2 separate regions of the Homo sapiens genome follow, and region 2 is linked to region 1. The links are chromatin loops, found by intact Hi-C in ENCODE. Cell type or tissue: heart right ventricle. All regions are shown on one strand. Links, peaks and the distances in the headings refer to the core of each region. The heading gives the core; the rest is flanking DNA. Region 1 overlaps CDC42EP3 (CDC42 effector protein 3). Region 2 has its middle 55 kb from the start of LINC03063.

Region 1 (9,978 bases), core at 729-8,728:
AAGGCCAGGTCCCAGGGCAGGGGGTTCCAATTATTTAAAAAAAAAAAAAAAAATCGATCACTTAAGGCCTGGAGTTTGAGGTCAGCCTGGGCAACATAGCAAGACCCTGTCTCTATGAAAAAAAAATTAGCTGGGCATGGGGGCACCCGCCGGTAGTCCCAGCTACTCAGGAGGCTGAAGCAGGAGGACTGACTGAGTCCAGGAGTTTGAAACCAGCCTGGGCAACATAATGGGACCTCATCTCTACAAAAACTTTCTTAAAAAATTAGCTGAGAATGGTAGCACACACCTGCAGTCTTAGCTACTTGGGAGGCTGAGGTGGGAGGACTGGTTGAGCCCAGGAATTCAAGGCTGCGGAGAGCTATGATTGTACCACTGCACTACAGCCTAGCAAGGCCTTGTCTCAAAAAAAAAAAAAAAAAAAAAAAAAAAAAAAAAAAAATCCCATGAAAATGTAGCCAGAGAGCAGTTCCCTGCCACTCTGACTGGATCATTCACATACACCCTTGAATTAAACAAGGATTTGGGACAGTGAGGAGGAAGAGCAAAGGGGGAGAAAGTGTGTGCTGCTGAGGGTGCAGGGGAGGGAGGGCCCAGTCGGTAGGCTGGTGGGGGCTGGGCACCCACCAGGGAGCAAGATGCTCGTCAAGCCCCAGCCTTTGGTCAGTCCTTGCCCAGCCACAGGCACCAGCACCAGGGGCCTCCAACCAGAGGCTCACTCATCCTGCTTGAAGTGGGGCTTCATGTCGGTGGCATGGAGGCAAAGGTTGGAGGGAAGCAGCAAAGAAAAAGGCAAGAAAAGGGTTGGTGGGGAGGCTACCTAAGCTGTAGTGAGATTCTGGTGAGTAGGAGATACTGGAGAAGATACCTTCAGAGGCATTTTGCTTTCTTTCTACAAATATTTACATCATATTTACTGCATGATGGGGCATAGGCTTCTAGGACTATAGAAAAAAATAATTTGAATTGAATCTGAATTGCCAATCCTAACAGCTCCCAAATACCCTGAAAGTTAAGAATTTTGGGCAAAATGTCAGTTTTACAACTCTAGGTAAGTTGACGTTTGTGCTGCTGGGAAAGTATCTGGCAGCTCTGATCTAGTCCTTCTATTGCATCTGTTCTCTTCCTCCCCAGCTCAGGGGCAACCATGATTGATCCCAGGAGAGTCAATCCAACGCTGATAATCCAATGCCCATAATTTCTCGAACTGACCACTTCCTTCTCTCTCCTTTCTGAACATTCTGGGCTAAGTCCATGCAGCTTGATCAGTTTCCCCTTCTGCTTCCTGGGCTCACTGCTCTTTCAAAATCTTTGCCAATTACTTACTTAGGCAGAAACCTAATGGGATAGTTTCTTCCCTAGCAAGAAGTGGCTGCTCCTGGAGAGGGTATGAGCATCTCCTGGGTACCAGCAGCACTTGATACAAGTCGGTATTTGTTGAGGGCTTCTCTATGTACCGAGCATTGTTCCAACCCTTGACATGGACTAGCTGAGGAAGCCATGAGGCTGTTACTGTGACTATCCTCATTTTACAAATGGATCACTACTGACGAACTGATATCCAGCCACTCTGCCAAGGCTGCATGGCTACCAAGCACGAAGCCACATGGCTGGGCTCTGAGCTTTGAGGTCTTGACATGATATTTAATGAGCACCCTCCCTGGGAATTCTGTCTGCTCCCTAATTATGAAAGGGGTGCATTCCAAAGCCTGTTTAAAACACAAATGTGTGGCAATGTGCTGGGCTGATGAGGATGGGAAACAGGCCCTGCATACACTGACAGTTGAAGTATGAACAGGTCCAAACTCAGTAGAGGCAGTGGGGCAATATCTATCAAAACTGCAAATCATATGCCCTCTGACCTCAGATTGCACTTATAGGGATTTACCCAACTCACAGAGAAATAACAAGGCTGTTCAAACCAGCACAGTTTATAACAGTCAAGAGTTGGAAACAACCTAATTGTCCACCTATGGAGGACTGGTTCAGTTAAGCGTATCCTTCCAAATAAATACTACTCAGATCTAACAAAGGATGAAGAAGTGCTTAATATGCTCATCCGAGAAGAGCCCAAAGATGTACATCATCAAAGGAAAAAAAAAGAGGTGCAAATGCGTGTATTTATATTTGTACTGGCTTATCTATAGAGTATTTCTGGAAACACACAAGTAATAATAGTGACTGTCCACAGAGAGGGGAAGTAGATGGAAGGGGAACAGGGTGGCAAAGAAATTTCACTATCCTTTTATGATTTTGGATTTTCAAATCATGTTAATGAACTGGCTATTTTTTTTTAAATCACAAATATATAAATGTGTATGCAGGGCTCAGATTAGGCTTTCCTGGAGAGCCAATTTTATACATGGCTGTTAGGTCCTGAAAAGCCTACTATGAGTTACTGATCATAACACAAACATCAGGAAAATGTGTCTAAAAGCAGCATCTGCAATGGCAGTGTGTGGGTATATGAAGACTTCACAAAAGGCCTGAGCCACGTCTCCCCTGACCCTGGCTATGGGACAGATCACTTTTTGCTTCTGTGATCAGGCCTTCACCAAAGAGGCAGCATGGATCTGTACTTTGTAAAAGGGAAGAGATCTCAGAAGAGAAACATTTGTAGTCGGAAAGGAAAGTGAGAAAATTCAACAGGTGGGAGAGGATGCAGGAGGAGCTGCTGGCCAGGGCATGAGCGAGGAGGGAAGTGCAGGCAGGTGGAATCGCCTGGGCCCGTGAGGACAGCAACTTGTGCAAGGGTGACTAGTGACACACACAGATAACCTTTGATGATGGAATGGGCCTATATGCCATGACTTGAAATCCCATCCCTCCTCATCATTTTAAGAAGACACCTGGGGCCGGGCATGGTGGCTCAAGCCTGTAATCCCAGCACTTTGGGAGGCCGAGGCGGGCAGATCACAAGATCAGGAGATAAAGACCATCCTGGCTAACACGGTGAAACCCCGTCTCTACTAAAAATACAAAAAATTAGCCGGGCCTGGTGGCAGGCGCCTGTAGTCCCAGCTACTTGGGAGGCTGAGGCAGGAGAATGGCATGAACCCGGGAGGCGGAGCTTGCAGTGAGCCAAGATCGTGCCACTGCACTCCAGCCTGGGTGACAGAGCAAGACTCCCTCTCAAAAAAAAAAAAAAAAAAAAAAAAAAAGAAAATAGAAGACACCTGGGTTCCAGGAGACTGCTGGTGAATGACCAACACATCAGAACAGTCAGCATGAGTCAGGGGAACCCCAGGGCTTTGCGTTCTGCCCAGAAGGAAGAAGGATCTGCTTGGAGGAAGGGATGCTGGGAAAAGAGAAAAGGAGGAGCTAAACAGGAAAGGCTTACAGGCCGGAAGCGAATTACCAGACTACAACTAGGGAGCGGGCCCTCCTGGGTGTTCCACAACCCAGATGAGAGAATTTTAGCTTTCTGTCTCAGTCAAAACTCTCAACACCAGCATTAACCTGTGGGCACTGAGCCATCTGAGGGTGCTGAGCACATTCACTCGTGTCTGTCCTTTCCTCATCTTGAACCCCTTTCCTGCAACCAAGGGTCAAGTCATGTGGTCACCCAGGCTGGAGTGCAGTGGCATGATCACAGCTCACTGCAGCATCGAAACCCTGGGCTCAAGCCATCCTCCTGCCCCAGCATCCTGAGTAGCTGAGACTACAGGTGCACAACACCATTCCCAGCTAATTAAAAACAATTTTTTTTTTTTTTAGAACAAGGGGTCTTGCCATGTTGCCCAGGCTGGTCTTGAACTCCTGGCCTCAAGTGATCCTCCTGCCTCAGCTTCCCGAGCAGCTAGGCTTACAGATGAGCCTCACCATGCCTGGCTCTCTAGTTTTCTTGCATTTCTCTACTCCCACTATCTTACCTAAATCTTAAAAGACAGACAAAGGTTCTTATAGTTAGCCCTTTCTCAAAAACCTTGACCCTGAAATTTGAACTTCCCACAATTATTCCTGGTTTCTTTCTAGTTCCACAAACTTTCTCCTAGTTCTTGGATCATGGTTTGTTCCTCTTTCCCTTCATAGATAACACTGGAGATAACATTCATCTCAGAAGTTAGATTCCTTTAAAAACAAATGCTCTAGTTCCTGGGGCACTAGAGAGAAAAGATTTGCCAACAAAAGGGTCCAGCTTGCCAGTCAGTCATGTGGCAGGTCAGAGAGAACACATGTGGCAGGCAGACAGGTGGGCACAGTGCTGCTGAGAACGGACATGCTCCCTTACAGGTTGTGTGAGAAATCCAAGAGTTTCAATACACAAAAGGACCGGAGAGGAAGCTACGGCCCTGGTTTTTATAAGGAAGGAAGAGAGCCGGGTTGCACTAGGCTAGACAATTCTAGTTTCTTGTGACTGACTGAAGCGTAAATGACAGTGATAATGATAGAAATAATCACAGCAGTAATAAATAATTTGGTTAAGAAAAAAACTGAAGCGGTGCTTTGCTTCATTTCTTACCATCTTTTTGGCAAACAGAATGATGCTGAAAATATCAAAACAGGGCAGCAGCCAGGAGGAAGGGAAAATCAAGCGGTTTTAAAAAATGACAGACAGAAAAATCAGCTCCTAAGTTACTTAGAGTTGATGCACTGGCAACTTACAGGACTCTGAAAAGAACCAAGGAGTTGGGATATTTTTAAAATTCCATTTATTTTAAAGGAATGTTTGGTTTGCCTACTAATTGTTTTTAGATTAATTCTTAGTGGAGAGAAAAAGTAAAAAAAAAAAAAAATTGCATCCTGCAAAACAGGTTGCAGTGTTAATTTAAAACACACATGTATAAAAATGGGCAGGTGGGTTGAGGGGTGCTACTGCCCCCAGGGACCTGCGGCTCTGTTCTTTTCTCCTCCTTGCAGGAAGTGAGCCTGCATCCGACTTCCCCTTTCTGGCTCGGTTGTCACATCCTTCAGGGACATTCCAGCTTCTGATCACTTTTCGCTTTGCCTCAGCACAGTCGCACTATGCGGCCAGTCACGGCACCACTGCACTACTGCACCATCTGAGCCCCATGCCAGAGTATCCAGCGACTCCTCCTGCATGTTGGAACCAACAGTCCTAGGGGAGGATGATGACTCGGCCAAGTACCCTCCGCCGCCTCCCTACCCCCAACCATCTGTGGGCTATGTCTCTCTGCTGCCAACCAGAAGATAATAATTCCACTGTGCCAAGCGCCCAGAACATGATCCTAGGCTCCACATTTAGAAGGGATAAAGGCTACCTGGAACATGTCCCCGCATGTTCAGAGGGAGGCAAATGGGAGGAAGTGAAGGAGCTCGATTAGGACATGTGAGAAGAGGCTGAAGGAATAGAGCAGCTTAAAGAGAACTCATAGAAAGAGAAAACTAATCTTAAGGGATCTGAAGGATTCATTTAATTGTAATGAAAAGGAATTAACTTGTTCTGGGAGGCCCTAGAGCTACCAAGCAGAAACTACAAGGAAAGATTTTGGCTCCTCCAAGTAACAGCTCAGGTTTCTCAAAAGATGGAATGGGCTGGGGTGGGGAGGGGACAGCAAGTATGGCCATGGGATGAAGCTCTCACAGAGGGGAGGGCGGTTACCCTGCGCCTCCCTGACAGTGCGTGAAGGGAGGTGTTCACGTTCCCATTTATTCTGAGTTTCCTGTATGGGAACACGATCACTGCCAATTTCCTTGTAGTCCCATGTCACTTTTCCATAGAAAAACGCACACGGACTTTCCCTTGAAGAAGCTTTCTCTTTGAACACGGCAGTCTTCTTACTAATATAGAAATGACCAGCCAATCTTTGGGATCAGAAACACTAAAATATTACTACAATGTGGACGCTCATGTCAATCCTTTTACAAACCTCTGTAGGAGTGCTTCTCTGAATAATTTTAAAATTGAAGGGGAAAAAAACCCCATAGTGTTAGATTTTCATTTAAGTTCAATGCTGAATTTCTAAGGCGGAAATCAGTGTAACCAGAAGCACCCAGTAACCCGAAGGGGATGCTTTTCATATTTTCAGTCTGTTTAACTCCACCCATTTGAGAAGATAAGAAGATGCCTTTTCTATTTTTAGATTCTTACCCTCTCCCCATATCATCTAAACTGAGGACATAGCTCTAAGCTTCAAGACTATGAAACTCTATTAGCTGGCTCCCCAGCTGCTGAGCTCTGTTATGCAAATGAACTTAGCCAGAACGAGCAGGCGGTATTTTAAAGACCCATTCAAAGTCTGATACATCTCACCTTCCATTATTTTAAAGGACTTTCATTTGTGATTCAGCTACAGCTTGAATTTATTGTTCTTTTACAACCCTGATTATATACAGACCCACAAATACCATATGTGAGACTCAGTGCTAATTTGTGTACACGTCTCATTTTTATGGGATCTAATTTGAAAGATCTCTTAGAAGCAAAATTGGAAGACAGAAGGTCCACCTCACATAGCACCAAGTCTGCACTTTTGAACAGAGGCCATTAGGACCTTTTTTCCTATAAAAATGAGTTACTGGGGAAGACTCAATGTGGACATAGAACTCTGGCAGTTACAACAAGGCAGGAGGAGGGCAAGTCCTCTCATGCCTGGTTCATTTATCAGGACGTGTTGTACATGGCACCAGGGCTGGTCAGAAGCACCCAGGCAGGCACTCTAGTTTCATGGATGTGAATCTCTGATAAGGCCATTGCTGTGAACTGCTCACGTGTTTCCATAACTAATGGATCTGACTTGGTCTGTGATGCTGCAAGGACAATATCAATACAGGAAGAGAACTTGACTCTGAAGTTTTCAGCAGTATTCAGCCAGGATATTCATTCTAATCTCTGCTCAAAAGCAAGGAACTTGCTCTCAGTTGCTCACAAAATATTAATATTTAAGTCAGCAATTATTCTATGCAGTACTCCAGTTCTGGTAATGGTAATTTCAAATGATCCCAAATAATAAGCTGACACTGTCCAGAAATTCAGATTATGGTCATTTAACCCATACTACCTTGGAGGGCAAAGTTCCTAGCCATTTGCCTTTAGGCCACATTCTCAAGTTCTCTGATGGGGTAAAGGGACAAATACAGGACTTCCATGCTATTCTGCCACCCTGCTAGGGCTGTCTACAATAATCCACGTTCCTTGGATGGGCTGAAACATGGCTTTTCTGTATGATACCAGCACTGGCTATATGTGGAATCTGGTAGTCGTCATTCTACTCTCAATCTACTTCCACTACCAACATCCTTGCGTTATTTGTATATGTGTTACTACAAATATATTTGTTGAATGATTTCCCTCTAACTAGGCTGAAAGCTCTTCTGTGGGCATGAGCTTATTCATCTTTTGCCTCCCACAACACATGGCCCACAGTGAACTTCAAATTCACAAGTGTTAAATCCATAACCCCTGCTAGACTTTCCATCATGAGAGCCAGGTTGACTTGCTCCCGGGGGCCAAACCCTAGAGCAAGTCTACAGAGGCTCTCTGGAAAGTGACAAATCTGAAATGCTTTGTTCTCTAAATAATTTACACCTGTGAAGAGTACTAGCTAGCATGAGTGCTTTCTGTGGGCCAGGCAGGCATGTAATGCTCAGAGCATACCTCTTAGGAAGCAGTCTTAGATGAAGCCTGTGTCTCCAGTCAATCACCCAAAATGTGGAGGAGCTAGGATTCCAGCCATAGCTGCATTCTGTAGCCACTGCCGATTTGATAACTCAAGGACTGCCAACCTGAAGACTATGTATCTTGAAGTCTGACAGCACCAAGAGGAAATGACACACCAAGAGCGCAACACGGATGAGAGGTGGAGATGCTAACCTGACCTTGTCAGAAGCCAAAAATGAGAAGAAGGGTCCTAGACACTGGTCCCTCCATCTCTAACTCACTAGGACTTTTCAGTATTTTTGCTATTGTCAACAAGAATCTCAAAAGGAATTTGACTTGTGGTAAACGTCAAAAGATTTGAATTGTAAAGTAACAAAGCCCCCCCCCCACCCCCCGCCCCCCGCCATCCTCGAGGAGAAAAACAAACATCCTGTTCTTAGAAAATCGTGTTAAGTGCTGTTCATTCTTTTCCCAGAGGAAGCCCATTGCATGCGACAGTGAACAATCACAGGCTTTCACTGGGGACAATAGCTCCCTAGCTTCCTAACTGACACTTCATTTCCCTCCTAACCTGAAACTAAGAACCTTGTGTTCCCTACATGGAAAGCTCTCCCACCTTCTTACCATCAGCCTCTATTCACAACATCCTCTGAGACCTGCTCCAGATGCACTTCCTTCCTGGAGGAAGTCTACTCGAATGCACCTCACGTAATCCAACCTTGCTACTGCTTTGCTTAGGGGTTTTCTTAGGGGTTGTGGAGGGCTTGTATTATGTGATTTGTTGTTTTCCTGTTTTGTGGTTTTAATGCCTGATATTTCCAGGTGGCTGGTGAGCTCAAAAAGAATAAAGTAAGCAAAAGGGCTATACATGAGTGTTCCTGTTGGGAAAACTCTCCTCCTTTTTATGCTGAATCACTTACAGAGCCTCCTCTTGAGCTGGGGACACAGAAGGCCCTCAAATCTTACTGAATAAGCTCTTCTAGTTTTCTTTCTGACCATCCCTTAAGTCAAGGGTCTACAAGCTACAGGCCGGCCAAATCCGGCCCCCTGCCTGTTTTTATAGATAAAGTTTTATTAGAACACACCTATGCCTATTCATTTATGTACTGTCTACAGCTCAGTGGGGTTCTCAACTGAGGGTGATATTTGTTCCCTATGCGATATTTGGCAATGTCTGGGAATATTGTGGGTTTTCGTGACTGGGGGTGGTGTGCTCCTGGCATCTAGTGGGTAGAAGCCAGGAATGCTGCTAAACATCCTACAGTGTACAGGACAACTCCCCAAAGCAAAGAATTATCTGGCCTCAAATCTCAGTAGTGCTGAAGTTGAGAAATCCCAGTAAAGGTGCTTTTGCTCTATCAGGTCAGAGTTGAGTAGCCTGTGACAGAGACTGTATGTTGCTCTCAAAGCCCAAAGTATTAACTGAGCCCTTACAGAAGAAGTCTGAACCCCTGTCTTAAATGTTGGCATTTTCATAGGGTTGGATGGCTGCTGCCCATCCCCCACTCCTCAACAATTCCCCCGGCAATCACATACCACCTCTAGGGATAACTTCCAAGTCAGTACCTTCAACCCACATGCATCTACTTAAGTCCAGACCAGTGCTACTCAAAGTGGGTTCATACAGTCCATGATGAGATAAGAACAGAAGTTGGAAGCAAGATCTTTTTGACATTGCCTTAACATCAAGCATGTGACCAACAGATTTTTTTCTTACTGAATAGGCTATTGACAAGTTTGGGAGCTGTATGCTGTTGAGCTTGCATGGCGGTTGTGTGTGGCCCAAGCTCCATATTCCTTGTGCACAGTAGTATTGTACAATGGATTGGAAATGGAAACAAACAAAAAGACAGTGGCCCTTCCCAGAGAGTTTGAAAAGCATTGATTGGCCTTTCCCTTCCCTTATATTCCAGACTTCTCTACTTTGCTTCCCTTGTCCCATATAATACTCATAAACCTTGCCCCAAATGGGATTTGCCATCTTTCTTCCCCCTGCCTGCCTTAGGCATCTGCCTTCCAAACTATGCTTTCCTGGTAAATGGCAGAAGTCACTCAATTCCAAAACCCAGCTATCATCCCAGCACTTCTCCCCGCCTCCATCTCTACATCAAGTCCTATAGTCCTATCAGTCTGTCTGGACTGTCTCTCCTCATTCATCCCTGCTCCATCAGCCTTACTCCTGGCCCCCATGATCTTTCTCCTGCACAAGGACATTTGCCTTTCACCTACCTCCCTGCCTCCCCGGTCCTTCCACCTTATCTTCCAATCTACACCAGAGTGAGGTACCTAGAATCCTCATGTAACCTTATCACTCTCTGCTTTAAAACCTTTCAAGGGTTTTAAGGCTACAGCTTGGAGATAAGATAAAATAGCTTGTGAAGCCCACTTCAGCAATCTGGGGGGCCTGCCACACTTGC
Region 2 (9,978 bases), core at 710-8,709, 150 kb before region 1:
ATTAAGCATTTTATTATTAATAATGGTGTCCAAAATGAATTTTCAGGTGTACTATTTAAATATAGCATAAGTAATATATTGTCTATGCCTTGCTTGACTCGTGATATCTTGCCTTCCTATTATCTAAAATCAGAGAGGGCAAGTTGGACAAAGACAGCAGGAGAAAATGGAGAGATTGTAAAAACTTACCTTGAGAAAGTCAAGGATGGGCTGGGAGGATATGTGGAAGATACTAAAAGGGATAAAAGATTCTTCTAACTACATGATATATACATATTTGCTTCTTTATCTTTGTCCCAGAGTGTCTTTTGGCTCATCAAAGAAAATCATCACAAGAAAAAGAAGGTTGGTGGTATTTTGTTTAGGAAGGAAGCTTATTATGTTTTTTGATTTATATTTATGGTTATATCAATTCAGTTTTCCTGGGTCTCAACCTTATAGGATCAGAGTTCTGGAAAGGGTTAATGAGTTAATTTGACTGCAGTGTGTCTGCTTAGTCTGCTAATGTATAGTAATTTATGAATATTGCAATTATGCATAGCTATTTAAGATGGAGAATATTCCAAGCATGCTTAACAAATCCATTATCCGTGAAAAACTGTATGTATTTAGATGATTCCTAGGGTAATAGCATTCTCCATTCCACATGTTTTAAGATGTTTTCTTGAGAGCTTCAGTCCGTCACAGAATCTCTGCCTGCTGACCCCAGGGATGTCTATTCACCACTGCGAGGAGGTTCTTTGTACCCAAAATGGACCTTCTTAACTTTACTGTGCTTGAGATTAGGAATAAAAGGAATAACAGAGCTAGAATATATTTACCTGTCTTCCTTGGGGGACTGAGGTTTGAGGTGAGACATGAAGGAGGTGGTGTTAATCAAGCCCAATGCAGATGTGGGTGGGTAAAGAGACAGGAAGAGGAGGTGTAATGGTTAATTTTCTGAGCCAACTTGGTAGGCAATGGTGCCCAGTTGTTTGGTCAAACACCAATCTAGATGTTGTAGGTTTTTCATTTGTTTAGATGTGATTGACATTTAAATCAGTAGGCTGGGCGCAGGGGCTCACACCTGTAATCCCAGCACTTTGGGAGGCTGAGGCGGGTGAATCACAAGGTCAGGAGTTTGAGTCTAGTCTGGCCAACATGGTGAAACCTTTTCTTTACTAAAAATACAAAAAAAAAAAAAAAAATAGCCGGGCGTGATGGCAGGCACCTGTAATCCCAGCTATTTGGGAGGCTGAGGCAGGAGAACTGCTTGAACCCAGGAGGCAGAGGTGGCAGTGAGCCGAGATCGTGCCACTGCACTCTAGCCTGGGTGACAGAGCAAGACTCTGTCTCGGAAAAAAAACCAGAAACCAAAAAATATTTAAATCAGTAGACTTTGAGTAAAGCAGATTAACCTCCATAATGTGGGTCAACTCCATGCAATCAAGTGAAGGCCTTGAGAACAAAGACTGAGTTTCCCTCCTCACCCCGCAAAGAGAAAGGAACTCGAATTCACCTCAACACTGCAGCACAGAAATTCTGCTTGAGTTTCCAGCCTTTGCTTCAGACTCAAGACTGGAATATCAACTCTTGCTGGCATTTCCAGCCTGCCTTGTGGATTTGTAGCTTGCCAGCCCGTACAATTTTCTTAAAATAAATCTCCTCTTTCTCTCTCTTCCTCATCCTTCCCTCCCCTCTCTCTCCATAGGTAGACACAGAAAGCCAGAGAGATATAGATGTATCTATATCCCCCTATTGATTCTATTTTTCTGGAGAACCTTAACTAATACAGGAGGGGAAGAAGATGTTAGCAGAAGGAACCATGTAGGAACCATACATGCAAAGTTGCAAAGTCCTTGAGGCAGGAGGGAGCTGGTGTTTGAGAAAATAAAAACAGGCTTATATTGCTGAAGCACGGAAAGCTAGTGTCTGGAGGAATAGCCAGGCTGGATTTTGTGTTGTGAAGTTGTTTAGGCAGAGCTGGGACTTTAGACACAGATGCAAACATTAATTCTTTGAATTTGAATAGGACTCCTTTAAATCCACTCAATCTTCCAATTTTTTTTGTTATGAAGTGTTTATGTATTATGAATTCTTATACTTTTCTTACTACCATGTAAGATTTCTACAAATCACTTTCATACCCTAAAATGTTCATTCTTTTCTCTCCTTTCATTTCTCCCTTGATCTTTCTTTACAGTGTGCTGCCTCTCTAGGCATTTTCTCTTTTGACCTTCAAATTCCTCATGCACTTGATTGGCCTTCAGATTCCTTGTACACTTGAGCGTTTTTGCACTCTGGGTCTTTAGGCCCCACTTCATGCTTTGGTTCCACAGTTTATGCACTTTCAATCAATTGGCTCCCCATATCCTTTGCTGTGATATATTAGTCCCAGGTCCTGATTTTTTTTTTTTTTTGAGAAGTATTTTTCTCTCATTCTGCATTGTCTTGGGTGTCTGTCCATAAAGGTGCCTTGCTTTTCGTAAGATAAAGTGTGGGATGTGGAATTCCTATCCTTGAACAGTATAGAAAATGATAGGACATGATTCATCTCATGGTGTCTTTCCGAAGAGATGTCCAGCTGTTCCTGTTAAGTCCTCAGCTCTGCCCTAGTTTCTATCCTTTCAAAAAACAGGTTTTTCAGTTTTGCCTCCAATGCTGTAAGCTACCCCATCTACTCCCAGTAAATCCCTTCTCTGCTGAAGTTAGCTAGAGCTAGTTTCTGTGGCTTATAACAGAAGGAGTCTACTCATCCAGCATGAAAGGAGAAAGGCGAAGAATTCGGTGTGGCTGGAGGGAATGGTATGTGTGGGAACAGTGAGGATAAGGCAGTATGGGGCCAGGTTTTAAAGGGCAGCAGGAAAAGAACTGGGGAATAAAGATGTTCACTGGGAGGACGTAGATGGAATGTGTTCAGCTAACTGAGAGAGTAAAGCAAAAGCCAGTTGGGCCCATCAGGGAGTTTGTTACTGAAGAGTTTAGGAATTCCCAGAATTCCAAGGGATATGCAATCTCAGGGAGGTGACGTGGATTCTGTGCAAAACATGGGAACTCGATCCACTGTTTTGGCCAACAGAAGAGAACTGGTCAGCCTGGATTGTAGAAAATAGAAGACCAATGAATTGGTGTCATGAGAGAGCATTCCTTGTATCTGCTGCATGTACCTGTTCATCACAGCCCAAACCATGATTCTCAAGGCCCCAAATGGCCAAACAACTAACTCTCCTTGAGCTAATTCTGTGGCTGTAAAGAATCTTATTATAAAGGGGTTACTCATGTAACTTTTTCTGGAGGAGGAATATGAGTCTCAGGCCAAGATGAGGATTAGGACTTGTTTAGCAGGTATGTTTCCATGAAAATTAATATGCTGACAATTTTGGTTCTTATATAACTTTTGCAGGCTTAGATTATGTGGGTCCGCTGCTGTGATACTGATTGAATTTCGAGCCTATGAATCTGAGGACAAGGCTGTAGACTGCAGTGAATTCACTCATTTAAGTAGCATTATGAAGCCCGAACTTTTTTGCACTTTCCATGAAGCCATGCTTTTTTTTTTCTTTTATCTTATAGGCAAAGGATGCCTATCGAGGAAGGTTTTTAAGGTAGTAAATGAAGAGATCAGTTTAGAAGGAATCATGATTGCAAGGCAGAGAGACTCTGGCAGAAGAGAGGAGGGAGGAAGGTACTGTAAGAACCCCGAGGAAAGCTTAAGAGATCTGGATTAAGGTCACAGCAGTGAGAGGGGGTGGAGATGGCAGCTGCTGGATTGAACTAGGATCTTCTAGATCTTGATGACCTGCTGGATAGGAAGGGTGAGGGCTAGGCTGTAATCAAAGATACCAAAAGAGTGTCTTCTTTGTCACTTTTCTTTCATTAAATAACCGTATCTGAATTTCCACAAACAATGCTGCAATAGTTAAAATTGTGACAGTATGAAAACAGAATCTGAATTAAATTAGTGCTATGTCAGCCCATTGCACTAAACCACGAATTCCCTAAGAGGTTTAGAAACATATTGGATAAAGTGAAATTAATCCTTGAGAGCCACAAGTTGACATATGTATACGCTATGAATCCATAAACTATACTGTGTGCAGTGGAAAAGGAAGCTAAAAAATCCATGTGAACACACATCTGTATACTGTCCTGTGAATAAAGCCTACTTGACAATGCCATTTTCTTTTGCAGTGTTGAACCAGGAGGAGGCTCTGAAATGTTAACATTGTTGACCTTTACAGTCCGACGTGTTGTTGATTGCACCCCCAGACAAACTTGATGAGGCTTTGCAATCAGGTCACCGTTTAATATGACTCACTATCCTATATTTAGAAAAGGCTGTGATTCTAATAGCAAGTGACAAAAACCAGAGAATTTCAAGCTCTTGTCAGCTGCTCTGGGTTACATTCCCCTCCAGGCAAAGTCAGAGCTGCCAGCCTTGTTAATGAAAATTATGAGCCTGTTAGGAGAAGAATAACCAAGAGGTGCTGCCGATAAGAAGTGAGAGAATTAAAATGCTCCTTAACTTTTGGCTTCAGACTTAAAATAGTTCCTTTGGTTTTAAATATTTTTAAAAGCAAGACCTGAAAGTGAGTTTTGTGACTTTTCACTAGCTTGCATGGAATAAGGAGTTGTGTGGTTATGTGATGAACTCAGGATCATTACCGCAACCCTTCTTGATGTTGGAGAGCAGACTTTCTGCTTGAGTGTAAAAACAGTTTCAGATTTACCCCTAAATTATAAAATACAGCAGTTCATATTTGACTCTGGAGGCCTAGCCATGGACATTTTGAAATTGGGATCTCACCGAAGCCCAAACAAACCAGAAACCTTCATCATCTGACTCTTTCAGGCTTATCAATATTTCACACAAAGAAGGGGCACAAAGAAGGCTTTGTGCTGCTGAGCTGAGAGGCTCTGCTGGGGGAATGCGGTTGGCAGAGAATATGCCACAAACTTAAAGAGAAAAGAAAATAGAAAGCCAGTGTAGACACTGTCAAAATGAGGTGCCATGCTTTTATTCACTGTCTGGGTGTGCATCTTTATGTCGAGCAGATCCAGGGACATCAACATGCTGGCTTTCTATTTTACATAAACATTCCCCTTTCATTTATCTTCTCTTCTGATTAGCAATCCTATGTTTAACATGATTCAAATGCTAATATGCTTGATTTTATGAGAAAACAGCACAGGCTTTTCAACTTGGGGTATTACAAGTGATATTTAGTCTCTGTTTTAACATAATTGGGTAAAGATAGGATTCATGGGAGCCCAGATTTTCTAAATTCTAATCCCTAGCTCAGGTTCTTCAAACATTTTTTGTATTCAGTGCAGATATTTGAATACTCGACATTTTGATAGCAAACCCCCAAACACACTGGGCAGCTAAAACATCAATGTAACTACTCCTATGGTAAGATCATATTTGCAGTGTTCCTTAAACCATGCGCAGTTATTGCTATAGTCACTGTCTCCCTTCAGCATGGTGTTGCTATTTCAGTAGATTTACTGTCCTGCCCACATTCTCTTATATACGCATGAGGCGAGCATATCACATTTCTAGTAAACATACTATCTTTCTTTGAGTACGCTGCTTCTTAACACATTCTAAATTTGTTATACCCTGTGCTGTACCCGACCCCACAAACCCACATTCCATCTGGCACACATTGCTGGAATGGTGTGTTTTACTCTGTTGTAGTAAAAATAAACTTTATACATAGATGAAAACTTGGCAGCATACTTACATGGTTCTTGAGAACGCCTTGGCACACTGCCTTTGCACAATATTGACATCTCAGATAATCTCAGGCAAGTCACAGAAATTTTGCGCCTCAATTTCCCCTTCTCCAAAATCAGAGTAAATTCAGTTGCTATAGAAATAATGATGAAAGCATTGTGAGCTCTCCAAAGGTAATTGGTGTGTAACCTTGCTGCAGGCTTGGATTCTCCAGAAAGCTGATTCTGAGATGGTGATCAGCTCACAGGAAGGGTACCAGAGAGTATTCTTTGACTCAACAAGTGTGGAAGGCATGGGACAATGAGGACATGGCAGGTGAAGGATTGGCTGTGCTTCCATGTAATAAAGGCTCAGCCACCCCATGGGGAGCTCTGAGGCTCCTTTAGAGTTGTACCAACTTGGAGTTAGGGGCTAGTTCTTTATCCAGTCATTGAATACAGGCTGCCTTCAGCTGGGGCAGTTCCTGGAGAGGGCCCTCTGCAGAGGGCTGTCATCTTACAATCTTCCCAGCAGGTGGAAAGCAATTCTTCATTCCTGAAGTGGGGATCTGGGAAGCACATCACAACATACATTACCAAAACCAAGCTAGGAGCAGCAAACGTGAACAAGTTTGCTTTCTTCTATGGTTGGTGGCTTCAACGAAGTCAGAATTATGGCCTGGATGACTACGGTGAGAATTCCTTTTCTTTACTTCCAGCCCACTACACAAAGTTCCAATACACTCTGATGCTGCAGTCTAGCTTGAGGGATTCTAGCAGGGAAATTGCTAAAGGGTCCCTTCTAGGATCTGGTTATCTTCCTGCCTTCAATGAGCCTGTCTTCTTTGTACACTCAGTACTATATAATCTGGTTACATTTTCTCTCTAGTATTGAATTCTCTAATATTCAAAGTGAAACATTTATATCACTGTCTTTCAAGTCTTGGTTCTATATGCAAAAATGATCAGCTGCCTAAAGAAGAGAGCTTATATGTACTTGACATATCTCCTAAGTTTTGTAAGGTAGAGCAGTACTCCTAATCTCTCCCTTTTTATGACATTGATGTTCTGAAAATATCAGGCCAGTTATCTCATAGAGCATTTCTTATTCTGGATGTGCCTGATTGTTCCTGCATACTGTTGTTCAACTTGTTCCTCTTCAGGGTAGGAAATTAGGTAGATCTAAAGGCTTGATAAGATTCAGGTTAAACATTTCGGTAAGAATACTCGATTATATCCATTTTGGAAAACAAAAAGTTACAAAACACATTCTGGAATTCAAAATACATGAAGTAAAATTTGACATAAGTAAGGGAAAAATGGGTGATTCTAAAATTATACTTCAAAATACATGAAGTAAAAATTGAAATAAGTAAGGAAAAATAGGTAATTCTAAAATTATAGTTGAAGGTTTAAAACCCCACTCTTGAGGGAGGATTGTTTCAGTCCAGGAGTTGGAGGCTACAGTGAGCTGTGATTGTGCCACTGCACTCCATCCTGGGTGACAGAGCATGATCCTTTCTCTAAAACAAACAAACAAACAAACAAACAAAAAACACCTCTCTTTCAATAATTAAAAAACACTGCAAAATATCAGTAAAGGTATAGGGAATCTAAACAAGACTATCAAGCATCTTGATCTGATTGATATTTATAAAACATTATACCTCAATACTGATTGGTAAACATTCTTTTCAAGTGTACCAGTTATGTTCATCAGGATACAACACATGTTGAACCATAAAACAAGCCTCAATAATTTAAAAAAGATTGAAATTATATACAGTGTATTCTCTGATCATAATGGCATTTACTTGTAAATTAATAACAAAGTATCTAGGAAACCATCAACAGATTGGATTAAACACATCTAAATAATTTATGGATGAAATAAATCACAAAATAAATTAGAAAATATTTTAAATTAAAAGCAAATAAAAATACAATATATCAAAATTTGCAGGAAGCAGCTAAGGCGATGCTCACAGGGAAATTCATAGCTTTAAATGCTTATATTAAAAATGAAAAGCCTAAAATCAATAGCTGAGGATACACTTCAAGAAGCTAGGAAGAGTGAAGGAAACCCAAAGTAAAGTAGAAGAAAGGAATTTAAAAAGATAAGAGCAGAAATAATAGTAGTAAAAAAAGGAAACACAGCAATTGGAAACCTCATACATTGTTGGTAAAAGTGTAAATGGTATATTCACTCTGGGAAAAAGGTCTGGAAGTTTCTCATAAAATGAAATATATACCTACCCTAGGACCCAGCAATTCCTCTTCTGGGTATTTATCCAAAAGAAATGAAAATATATACTGTTGACCCTTTAACAACATGAGTTTAAACTGTGCAGGTCCACTTATAGGTGAATTTTTTTCAATAAAAGTTATGCCAAGTATTCCTACCTTCCTTCTACCTCTCCATCTTTTTCACCTCTGTCAGTTCTGAGACAGCAAGACCAGCCCCTTCTCTTCCTCCTCCTCCTCAGCCTACTCAATGTAAAGACGATGAGGATGAAGACCTTCATGATGATCCACTTCCACTTAATGAATAGTAAATGTATTTTTTCTTCCTTATAATTTTCTTAATAACATTTTCTTTTCTCTAGCTTACTTTATGGTGAGAATATAGTATATGACACATATGACATGCAAAATATGTGTTAATAGAATGTATATGTTATCAATAAGGCTTCCAGTCAACAGTAGTCTATTAGTAGTTAAGTTTTTAGAGAGTCAAAAGTTATATGCAAATTTTCAACTGCATGGGGGGGTGGACACCTCTAACCCCCAAGATGTTCAAGGGTCAACTGTATTGGCAAAAAACATTTGTACAGGAATTTTCATGAATGTTTCATTCATAATAACCAAAGCCTAGAAACAATCCAGGTGTCCATTATTAAGAGAATGGAAAAACAAGTTGTGGTATTTTCATAAAACGGAATACTTCTCAGCAATGAAAGGTATGAACTATATTTAACAATAGGCTGATTCTCAAAAGCATTATTTTGAGTGGCAGAAGCCAAGACCAAAAGAGTATATATTGTGTAATTCTATATATATGAGGTTCTAGAATAGGTGAAATTAATCTATGGTGAAAAAATCAGAATAGTGCTTTCCTCTTGAGGGTGTGGAGTGGGAGAGGGGATTGACTGGGGTGGGTCCTGAAATAACTTACTGGTAATGTTCTGTTTCTTGATATGAACTTGGGTTACACAGATGTATATATTTGTTGAAACTTAACAAGTATAATTTAAAATTTTTGCATCTCATTGTATGTAAATTTTCCATCAAAAGAAAAAATTGTAAAGAAATATTGAACTCTAATGATTTGCATACAAAATATTTAAGGGAAACTGTACTGTTGTACTTTCCTTTGAGATATACCAAAAAATAAGACAGATTGATGAATAAAGTGTATATATGAATAGATGTAAAGGCATGACCAGGCTCAGTGGCTTTTGCCTGTAATCCCAGCACTTTGGGAGGCCAAGGTGAGTGGATCACTTGAGGCCAAAAGTTCGAGACCAGCCTGAGCAACATGGTGAAAACCTGGCTGCACTAAAAATACAAAAATTAGCTGGGCATGGTGGTGCGTGCTTATAGTTCCAGCTACTCAGGAGGCTGAGGTATGAGAATCACTGGAACCCAGGAGGTGGAGATTGCAATGAGCTGAGGTTGCACCACTGCACTGCAGCCTGGGCAACAGAGTGAGACTCTGTCAAAAAAATAATAATAATAAAAAAAGTGTAAACACATGTAGCAAAACAAGCATAGTAAAAAATTAACAATATTGTCTGGGTGGTGGGTATATGAATGTGTACTGTAAAATGCTTTCAACCTTGTTCTTTGAAAATTGTCCCAGTAAAATGTTGGGGTAAAAACATTTTGGGGACTACTGGGAGAAGTTCAATAAGGACTAGATATTATGTGATATTTGAGAATTATTTTTATCAGTTTTCTTTGGTGTTTTAATAGTATTATGGTTATTATGTGACAGCTTATTCTTAGAAGAAAGGAGTTAAAATATTTAGTAGTGTGTCATGATGTCTGCAACTCACTTGAAAATAGCTCAACAGAAATTTACATAATAGGGCAAATAATATGTTACAATTGTTGAATCTAGACCATGGTTACTAGGGTGTTTACGGTCCTTTTCTTTTATTATAAAGTATTGAAAAAGTAAGCAGTAGAAGTAATTAAATATTATGTCAAAGGGCAGTGACTATAAAGTCTGGAAATGCTGTACCTGAGATATTTATAATTTCCAGAATTCCTTTAAAA

The links. Hi-C counts contacts between places; a loop is a spot of excess contacts. Peaks named below come from ENCODE experiments on the same cell type or tissue, not always from the same donor. Only the 100,000 strongest peaks of a DNase experiment are listed, where the experiment ranks them.
Region 2: a loop joins it to region 1, with 2.2 times the contacts of the local background. A loop is called at or near these places in 2 of 110 quality-filtered maps.

What each region holds. Positions count from the first base shown.
Region 1 is chr2:37,649,041-37,659,018 of GRCh38, forward strand. All of the region lies in intron 1 of CDC42EP3 (CDC42 effector protein 3), which reads right to left. Among named protein-coding and RNA genes, the nearest start is that of CDC42EP3, 18 kb to the right of the region's middle. RefSeq lists enhancers at 3,220-3,409, 5,032-5,241, 5,909-5,968, 7,366-7,485, 7,932-8,437. In heart right ventricle, for the core only: no CTCF peak of the experiment used is centred there; a DNase peak (open chromatin) is centred at 5,031; H3K4me3 peaks cover 2,369 bases; H3K27ac peaks cover 8,000 bases.
Region 2 is chr2:37,502,337-37,512,314 of GRCh38, forward strand. No RefSeq gene overlaps it. Among named protein-coding and RNA genes, the nearest start is that of LINC03063, 55 kb to the right of the region's middle. In heart right ventricle, for the core only: no CTCF peak of the experiment used is centred there; no DNase peak of the experiment used is centred there; H3K27ac peaks cover 4,621 bases.